Regions from separate parts of the Homo sapiens genome. Here region 2 is linked to region 1. The links are chromatin contacts, found by Hi-C or POLR2A ChIA-PET in ENCODE. All regions are on one chromosome and are shown on one strand. Each heading gives the region's core, a stretch centred on a gene start or an enhancer-like site at or near the end of the contact. The rest is flanking DNA. Distances are from core to core; before and after follow the strand shown.

Region 1 (4,388 bases), core at 561-3,060:
TTTCTCCCCTTTTCCCCCAAAAGACTTATTCAGAGCTTAACAAAGTTCTCACTCTGACCCACTTGTTACACTTCGAGCAGTCTACTCCACAGGGACCTCAAAAGAGCTGTCACCACAAAGTTGTTTGTCACAGGAAAGCACATACTGTCAAAATAGTGAAAACAACTGCAAATGGCCAAAAATAAGGGGCTGGTTAAGTAATCACGGCATGTCCACACAATGGGATATCAGACATTGAGAGCAATATTTACACATTGATATAATAACATGGGAAGGGTTTATGCTAAAATATCAAGGAGAGGGGAGGGAAGGCTCCTCAGAGGAAGGAGACCTTGCGGGGTACCCAAGAATTTGAAACCCAGATGCAAAGTTGCAAATGCAGGAGGCTGTCCTAACGGTGGCTGCATGCTGGAGAAGAGGCCCCAGAAGGAAATGTGCCTCTTACCAGCATTGCTGCTGAAGAATGCCACGGTCAATGGCTTCTTTCTTCTTCATCTATGTTTTCCTGAACTTCTACATTATTACCTTGAGCACAAATTGTTTATAATTATTAGGAATATACTCTTAAAACATTTGTCCACAGCAGAAGATATTCATTCCGCCTTCTCCAACAAGGGCCAAGGGTCAGGCAGGCAGACCTGGGAACCTCTGGGCCTATGGCCAGGCCCGAAGGGCTCAGCAGGCCTCCTTCCTATCACTCAGCCAGGAGTGGGCAGCCGGGGTGCTCCTGGGGACTCAGAGTTAAAACATTCCCTCTGCCATTGATGATGCTGGTGTGCTCCCTGGCTGCGAGGCTCCACACTAGCCCATATAGAAAGCAAAACAAGTGTGCTCTATGACCTCTGGAGGCTTGCTGAGTGGAAACAAACAAACAAAACACAAGACCAATAGTGACTTGCAGAACAGGGTGCTGAGTCTTGGGGAGCTGGAGATGGGGAGGGAAGGCTCCTCAGAGAAAGGAGACCTTGCGGGTTACCCAAGAATTTGAATGGCATCCAGTCTTGAGGTTCACACAGGACCAGCACTGTCTACCCTCTCCTGGTCCAAGGCAGGCATTGCTAATCAATCACAGTGCTTCTCCCAGCAGCCCCTGGGGTCCTTCTCACTCAGGGCACCAGGCAATCTCTATCAATCAAACTGCCCTAGCACAGAGACAAAACCCAGCCTCCATCACCCTGCATCCCCCTCCATCTGTGTGCGTTAGGCAATGGGAGTTTAAGTCAGGGAGTAGCATGACCTCATAGCATTTGACAGGGGTCACTCCGAAAACAAGGATGGCCTGACAGCAGGGAGGCCAGTCAGGAGAGAGTTATACAAATCCAAGCACTGGAGGCATAAAATACGACTGTGCAGTCTGCAAGCACCGTGGGCGTTGGCCATGGAGGAAGTGGGGAGGGCCACACCACCTACTTGGTTGCTGGCTTCCACTCCCCTTCTAACTTTGAGGAGTCCTGGTCCAGCAAGCCCAGTGGCCCCTCTGGAAGGCAGAAGACTCAGTGCTTGGCTGAGCATCTGAATGCTGCTAGTCACAGACCCTGTGGCCACAAGGTCTGCATCAGACAGCCTAAGGCTGGGACAGGCAGAAGGCCCCCTAAGACAGCTCTGGGCTCCAGCCCAATGACTCACAGCCTCCCGACTGGAAGGGCAGTCAGAGCCGCACTAAGTCACACTACTCTCCCAGAGCACTGGCTTTCAACAGAAACATCTTCTGTCTTCACAGAAGATGGCAAAAGTCTTTGAGAAGGAAGGCCTTTGATCGACCCCTTAGAATCAAGAACTCTAAGTTGAAAGGAAGGACGCTTGGAAAACAGCCAGCCTCACCAGTCATTTTACAGATGCGGAGGCCAAGCCTCAGAAACCTGAAGCCATTTGCCCGAGGTCACAGAGCTGGTGAGGAGCAAGGCAAGTGTCCGCCCCAATCGCACAGCATAGCTCTCATTCCTTGGGCCCAGAAGAGTGCTGAACCCAAGCGGCACGTGCTGGACACCTGCCAATGGGCTGAGCGACACAGGGAAGGGTCCTGCCTGAGCTGCTGCCACCACTCTCTGTGCCGGCCCGCCTCCTCATGCAGAGCACAGTGAAGAGGGCTGAGATCCTGCAAAGCCAGGACACAGGCAGAGCCCACCAACGTACCCCAGGGTGGTATCCATGGCTGCCTTTCAGGTTCACTCTGGCAGGCTTTCCAAAAGTCTCTGATTCGCTGCCACAGAGCCACAGGCAGCCAGACAAAATGCAGATTCCTGGTGAGTCTGGGCCTGGGCAAGTGGGGCAAAAATGGATGTCATAACTAGGCTCTGAGCTCAAAGAGTTAACTCAGGCTCGGCAGGTGGGAGTCTAAGGGCGTGGACGGTGTGGTGGGCATGCAGAGGAGGCCCCTTCCACCAGGTCCCAGCAGCCTGGAGGGTAGGTGGTCAGCACTGATGGCTGAGCCCAAACATAATCATTATAGTTTGAGAACACCCAACAGGCACCTGGCCCGCTGCTGAGCACTTTCCATTGGTGACCATCCCTGAGCTGCACAACGCTCTGTGCTACCAGCTTAATTCACAATGAGGAAATTGAGGGTCCCTGAGGTTCACTGCCTTGCCCAAGACCTCAGAGCACGAGAGAGGCAAGCCAGAAACTGCACCCATGTCCCACCTCACATCATTCCTGGCTGTCAGGAAGCAGGCAGCGTGTGGCTGTCGTCCAGCAATGGCAGCCCAAATCCCAAATACAGAGCACCTTCCCTGGTGTCATCCAGTGATCAGCAACAGCTCCTGGGTCCCCTGATGCCTGCATCAGGCACCAAGATGAGACACACACACAAAACACTGCTCCCACCCTCAGTGCACTCCTGGTCCAACTGGGAAGACAGACAGCTAAACCCCTATGGGTCCTGAAGCTGGGCCCCGTGCTCGGGGACCCACCACAGGGCATGGAAGGGTAGGAGATGGGGGCAGATGAGGCATTCCAGCAAGAGACAGCCAGGCAAGGCCTGGACAGGAGGAGGCTGGGGGTGGGGGATGGAAAGGCAGCCATCAGGGAGAACAGTGGATGTGTTTGTGTTTGGAGCTGGGTGCTGGGAACATGGAAGCCTCATATGGGGCCACCGAGGTGTTCAATTCTAGGAGCCGCCAAGCTATATTCTTTGTGATTTGGATCCCTGAATACAACCCGAAAACAGTGATTATCACTAGGGGCTGGGGCCAGGAGAACTGAGCACCAGGCTTCCTCTCAGTCAGCATGACCCAGGCAGCTCCCTCCTTCTGCAGGGCCAAAATGAGGGGACAGGAGGCAGCAGGCACCTACTTGTCAGCCAGGACCCATCCAGTCATGCTGCCTTCTAGAGGCTGTGCCCACACATGCACATGCACACACACACACAGTGTTTGTGCACCCAAACTTCCACACACTTAAAGCCCATGCACAAGCAGACACACATTCCCAACACACTCCCAAACAGGCAGAGACGCACACTCCCAAACACATGCACACTCAGAAATGCACTCACATACAGACGCAAGCAAATGCACACAGAAGCAGTCACAGACACACCCCTACATTCACAAATGTGCCCAAACACACACACGCTCTCACACAGCCGCACAGCACATGTGTACATGCATGCACGCACATGCATGAGCACTGCAGGGGCAAGACTCTGAGCTTGCCTTCTGTAAGTTATTTCCTAGAAGGACCTAGTGTTAAACCCTCATTGTCACCTAGGGTGAGCATGGACAACTCCCCAGTAGCTGGGAGCGCTGGGCCAGGTCTCTAGGGCCTGGAGGGGTCCTTCTACAGAGACAACTTCCAGGAGAGAAGGAACTAAATGCACAGGGCACTGAGGTTCAGGGGATGCCCCCAGGCCCCGGCACCCATGGAGCCCCGGAATCCCCCATCCTGCAGCAGAAAGGGCTCACTGGACTGGGACAGTACTTGCTGCCCAACACTGGCCATGGGCTCACCAAAAAGTTAGGGGCCTGTGCGCTTTAGCCCTCTCCTGATTTTCCTCCATTCCTCCCATCTACAGCTTTGTCCTTTCATTCAGTCAACACTGGCGGCGGGAGCTAGTGCCAGACCACCAGGCTGGGCACCAAGTGGGGGCTCCAGAGAGAGTGGATTCTGGAGGTGAGCGGTGCTCTTTGGGAGGAAGGAGCTACTTCCTGTCAGAGATGCTCTTGCTGTTGGATCGTTTTCAAATGAGGACCCTTGTCAAGTCTTCATCACTGAGAAGCCACAGGAATAGGGCCTGGCCAGCCTGGGGAAGGCTGTCAAAGTTCCTGGTTGAATGAATGAAGAGCTAAAAGAATGGTCAGCTCCCCAGGTTCACCACCAATCTGTCAAACAGTGCCAGCCCACCACCCTTCCAGAGAGCCCATCCCCAGAACTTGCCTACTTCTGGTGGG
Region 2 (4,388 bases), core at 560-3,059, 34 kb before region 1:
ATCACTGCAGGCAGCAGACAATGCCCACATCAGCATCGTAACTGGGGTGTCTGGTTTCTCCATGGGGGAACCACAAGCTTTTGGGGACAGGGCCATGGCCCCTGCTTCTTAAATGCATCTTCCCCCACTTCCTATCCCCCTCTGGTGTCCACACAGAGCTTCATAGAGGACAGCAGCTTCAAATGGCGCTTTCCCTCCTTACCCCTCAATGTCCATTCAAAGAGACTTCAGTGGAGCCTCCGGGACCTCGGCCTGCACCCTGGATCAGCTATGCACCCACCTGGGTGCCAGCCATCTCTGCGCCTCCCCGCAGGGCAACAGGAGCCTTGTCCTTCAGACCCCATATGCCAGGCAGGAGACATATGGACTCACGCAGGAGACATACAGACTGAGCTGATGGCGCCCAGTCCTCCCTCCCCACACTCCCAGGGGGCCACTCTGCCCCTCCTCCTCCCACCAGGGCCCACCCACCCTTTCCTCTTTCCACCTGGTGGAACCCCGAATGTCCCCAGGCTCAGACACTGCCTCCCCCGTGAAGCCCTATGGGCAGGATTCGTCACCATCTGCTGAGTGTCACCTCTAACTGGAAGCTCCTAGAAGGCAGAGGCAACGTCCCTGTCATCACCACCTCTCTGGTCCACAGTTCGGGACCATCTGTAGGATGTGCACATGAATGCAGGGAACCCAGAGGCACCCAGGCCCGGGTGCCCCACAGCCCCCACCAAATGCAGGGCTTCACTTCATTATCCTCAAAATGGTCCCAAGATCAGAGGCGGTGAGACCTGGCCACAAACATAAAATAAATTATCTCTTTCCCCCCCTCCCAAGTAATGATAAATGGTTCTATTAGCAATCCAGATTGTTAAACTCTGATATAACAGAATGCAGGAAACAGGGGCCCATCCATTCTCCCTCCGGCGCATACTGAGTTGTAAATAGGTTATTTTGTGTGTAAATAACACATTAAAACACAGCATTAGCTGTGTCTTTTGATAGAGAGGAAATTGTTACAAATAAATAATTCCGGACAGGAATGTAAAATAAGCCAGATTTAATAGTGCATGCCTGGCACAGCCGTGTTAAACATGACTAAAATGATAAACCCCAGAATATACTAATAGTAAACTATGCACTGACATCAAAGTAATGAGGCTGTATTTTTACCAAGCTTTAGAAATGCTAAAATTAGTTTTGACAGAACCAAACGTCAGAAAAATGTTTCCAACATAAACACAGTCACTTGGGAAGTTGGGGTTTGGGCCAGGAGGAGGGCCAGGTTGAGGGACAGCTGTGTCCCATGTGATGGAATGTTCCTGCGGAATTGGTTTCCAGTCCAAGTAATATCACTAGGCAACCCTCTGCATTTTGTGTCTCTGGACCTCAGTTTCCACATCTGTAAAATGAATGGATTCAAACTAGAGGATTTCAAAAGCTTCTTCCAGTTCTGTAAGTGGAAATGACTTTGAAGCTTCACCCAACTCTGCATCAGCTGAACATTCACAGTGAACCGTGAGAAATGAAGGAGTGCCGGCCAGGCATGGCCAAGGCCCCAGGGAGCACACAGGGGCAGGAGCCACCGGCACTGTCCTCTGACACTGTCATTCCAGGCAGGTAGGGTTCACCAGCTTATAGGAACCAGCCAGAAAACAAGGTGACACAGAGGTGACGTGAAACATGTGTGCCGGTCTCTGCAACCAAGGGGAGCGACAGGCAGGGGCCAGGAGAGCCTCCCAGAGTCCAGACCCCGGGCTGCGGCCAGAAGCAGAGAACAAACCTGTTGTGCTTGGGGAAATGGGGCGGCCAGGCTGATTCTGGACGGCAGCCGTTCTGAGTGGCAGTGAGTGTGAGGCCAGGACAGGCCAGAGGAATGCTCGGGTTTCCGTTATGTGGACATTTACTTCCTCCGTGCCCACATGCTCTGCTAGCCACCCTGCAGACCTTGTCTCGCTTAGTTCCATGGTAGCCAGAAGTAGTGACCACTACCATCGCCACTGCACGAATCTCAGAGAAGTTCCTTGATTTGCCCAGAAGACACGGCTGGTAAGCAGAGGGTAAGAAGAGCCCAGATCTGCCTGACCCCAAGCCATGCTCTTCCCACTAGACTCTGCTGGGAGCAGGAAGAAGTCTCCAACCTCATGCTCCCGCCCCAGGCGTCCAACCTTGCAGTACACTCCTGAACCATCTGAAAAACATCTGGGTGGTCAGCCTGCACCCCGCTTCCTGGGTGAACCAGGCTGTCAGGGGAACTCAGCTCTGCTCTCTGGACAAAGTCTGAGGGGAACTGGTTGTTCTGGATGGCTGGGCCATAAAACAAGCCCAGCAGCATCAACAGCCGTCCTGAAAATCACTTAAATAAGAGTAATTGCCCACTTAGTCACACCTGGGTGCATCAGGTCCAAGGCAAAAGTGTGTGGCCCCAGCAGAGAAACTCGGATAAGCCAGGGAAGGTGGCCCACTCAGCTCCCTGCTGGCCATGGGGCCTGGCAGGGGGGCCAAAGACCACGGCCAGCCTCAACTGACCCTTATACCCAGAGACAGCTGACCACACCAGCCCACCGGGAACACCTCTGGCATGATAGCATCAGATTCCATAATCCCCTATGGGATGTCTGCTGCAAGCGGGGATGTGGGGACAGTGGTGAACAAGCAATGCCCTGCCCACAAGGACATCCTGGAGGCACAGAAAAAGACAGAGTGCAAAGACACCAGGGACTTGGAGGTACGTACCAATGGAGGGGTATTGGACAGATTCCTAGGTGTGGTAAGGCAGGTGGTGGGAGGGGATTTTCTAGCTCTGGCCAACACAATGAAAATGAGTCGTCTAAATATTCTGCTATTTGCACAGCATTCCCATATAGACATGCATGCCTCGCCACTAAGCAAAACTGTGCCTCAGAAAAACTTTCCAAGAACCCAGCAGGGCCAATGAAGAAGATAGGAGGGCTGTCAGTATGAGTAGGTAGCACACACGCCTCCTGGAACACTGGAGCGCTCTGCTGAAAGTCGTCTAGTGCTTGACCCTAGCTATGCTAGCCTGGTCACAGCCCCGCCAGTACTACCAGCTGCAAACCGTAGTCTCCCCCCCTGAGACTCTTGAATACTCCAAGGGATCTTGTTCATGCCTTGGACGGACTGCGCCCAATGACCTGTGAAGCGTATTAAAAATACATATGCCCAGGCCCCAGCCCAGGGGCTGCCCTGGACCCTGCACTTACATAGTGATTGTCACGAGAGTCTAAGGCTTGGCCAGCTTTAGTAACCTTTGGTCTGGTCTGGTCTCCAGCGTGCTGGGGAAAAGACCAAGTCAGAGAGGCCAGGAGCCCACTCGGGACAGACACCCAGGACAGGCCCTGGGAGCAAAGCAAAGTGGGACAGGCACCCAGGTCTGATTTCCAGCCCAGGGCACCCACCACTCTCAAGTAGGAAGTCACCAGAAACCTGGGTTTCCCACCTGCTGTCAGCCTCAACGGGTCAGCAGGCAAGGGTTACCAGTGAAAGGGAAACTTTCTAAGTCAGGCAGAGTATGCAGATCTAGAAAAGGAAAACTGGTAGGAAGAATAGCAATAGTTCATAAAGCAAATACTCAACTTGGACCTCACACAAGGCCCTCTGTGCCCAACACTTTTCGAAGCACTTCCCATGTGCTAACTCAAGGAATGCTCACAACCAAGATCATGCCCATTTTATAGATGAGAAAAGTGAGGCACGGACCTGCCTAAGGTCAACAGAACTGGGACTTAACCAGGCAGCCTGGTTCCAGAGCCTGGGCTGCTTCTCACTACTTCCTTAGCACTGCCTGCACTAAGAGAGGCAGTGTTACAGCTACTATCCAGGAAGTGCCCTGGCAGGCCTGTGTAAGCACATCAGAAGTCTCCTGTAATCTCTGCACTGCAGCTCTGTGTCTAACTCCCATTTTATGTATGGGAAGACCCACCCTACCTCATGTAGTCAGAACATGCGGTTCTCCAACTTAGGAGTGTATCAGAATCACCAAGAGGGTTTGTGTAAACACAGCTTGCTGGGCTCTACCCCCACAGACTCAGATTCAGTAGGTCTAAGGTGGGGCTCAAGAATTAGCATTTCTAACAATTCCCAGGGGATGCTGATGTTGCTGGTGCGGCCCACACTGGGAGGACACCTGGCCCAGCACACAGTGGATGCTTCGTGGAAGAGGTGGGCGTTGGCCATTGCAGGTACATCCCAGGATGTCTAAAGCCTGTCTGGCTGCTTGATTCCAGAAACTAGCAAAACTCATGAGATCAGACCCAGCTCTGGGTTTCATGGCTCCACCTTTCATATTATCCCAGAGGCTCTGAATAGTAGTCCCTGGTGCTCAGTGAGGCACACAGAGAGGTTCAGAAATATTTTTGAAAGAGAACCCACAGTGG

What was found. A loop is a pair of places that touch in the nucleus more often than their neighbours do. ChIA-PET counts read pairs that join two places held with the same protein, here RNA polymerase II (POLR2A).
Region 2: POLR2A ChIA-PET joins it to region 1 with 10 read pairs in AG04449. The contact joins two enhancer-like sites. A Hi-C loop is called at or near these places in 1 of 168 maps with a recorded cell type or tissue (heart right ventricle). POLR2A ChIA-PET finds 5 or more read pairs at or near these places in 5 of 52 experiments (AG04449, AG04450, H1 and 2 more).

The regions. Positions count from the first base shown.
Region 1 is chr2:120,768,858-120,773,245 of GRCh38, reverse strand. The region is part of intron 1 of GLI2 (GLI family zinc finger 2); the gene reads right to left. Among named protein-coding and RNA genes, the nearest start is that of GLI2, 35 kb to the right of the region's middle. RefSeq lists an enhancer at 4,178-4,388. Within about 2 kb of position 1,810, at least 13 of the 41 ENCODE cell types and tissues checked have a DNase peak (open chromatin) inside an H3K27ac peak, as active enhancers do.
Region 2 is chr2:120,802,589-120,806,976 of GRCh38, reverse strand. The region is part of intron 2 of GLI2 (GLI family zinc finger 2); the gene reads right to left. Among named protein-coding and RNA genes, the nearest start is that of GLI2, 69 kb to the right of the region's middle. RefSeq lists an enhancer at 1,847-2,496. Within about 2 kb of position 1,809, at least 3 of the 41 ENCODE cell types and tissues checked have a DNase peak (open chromatin) inside an H3K27ac peak, as active enhancers do.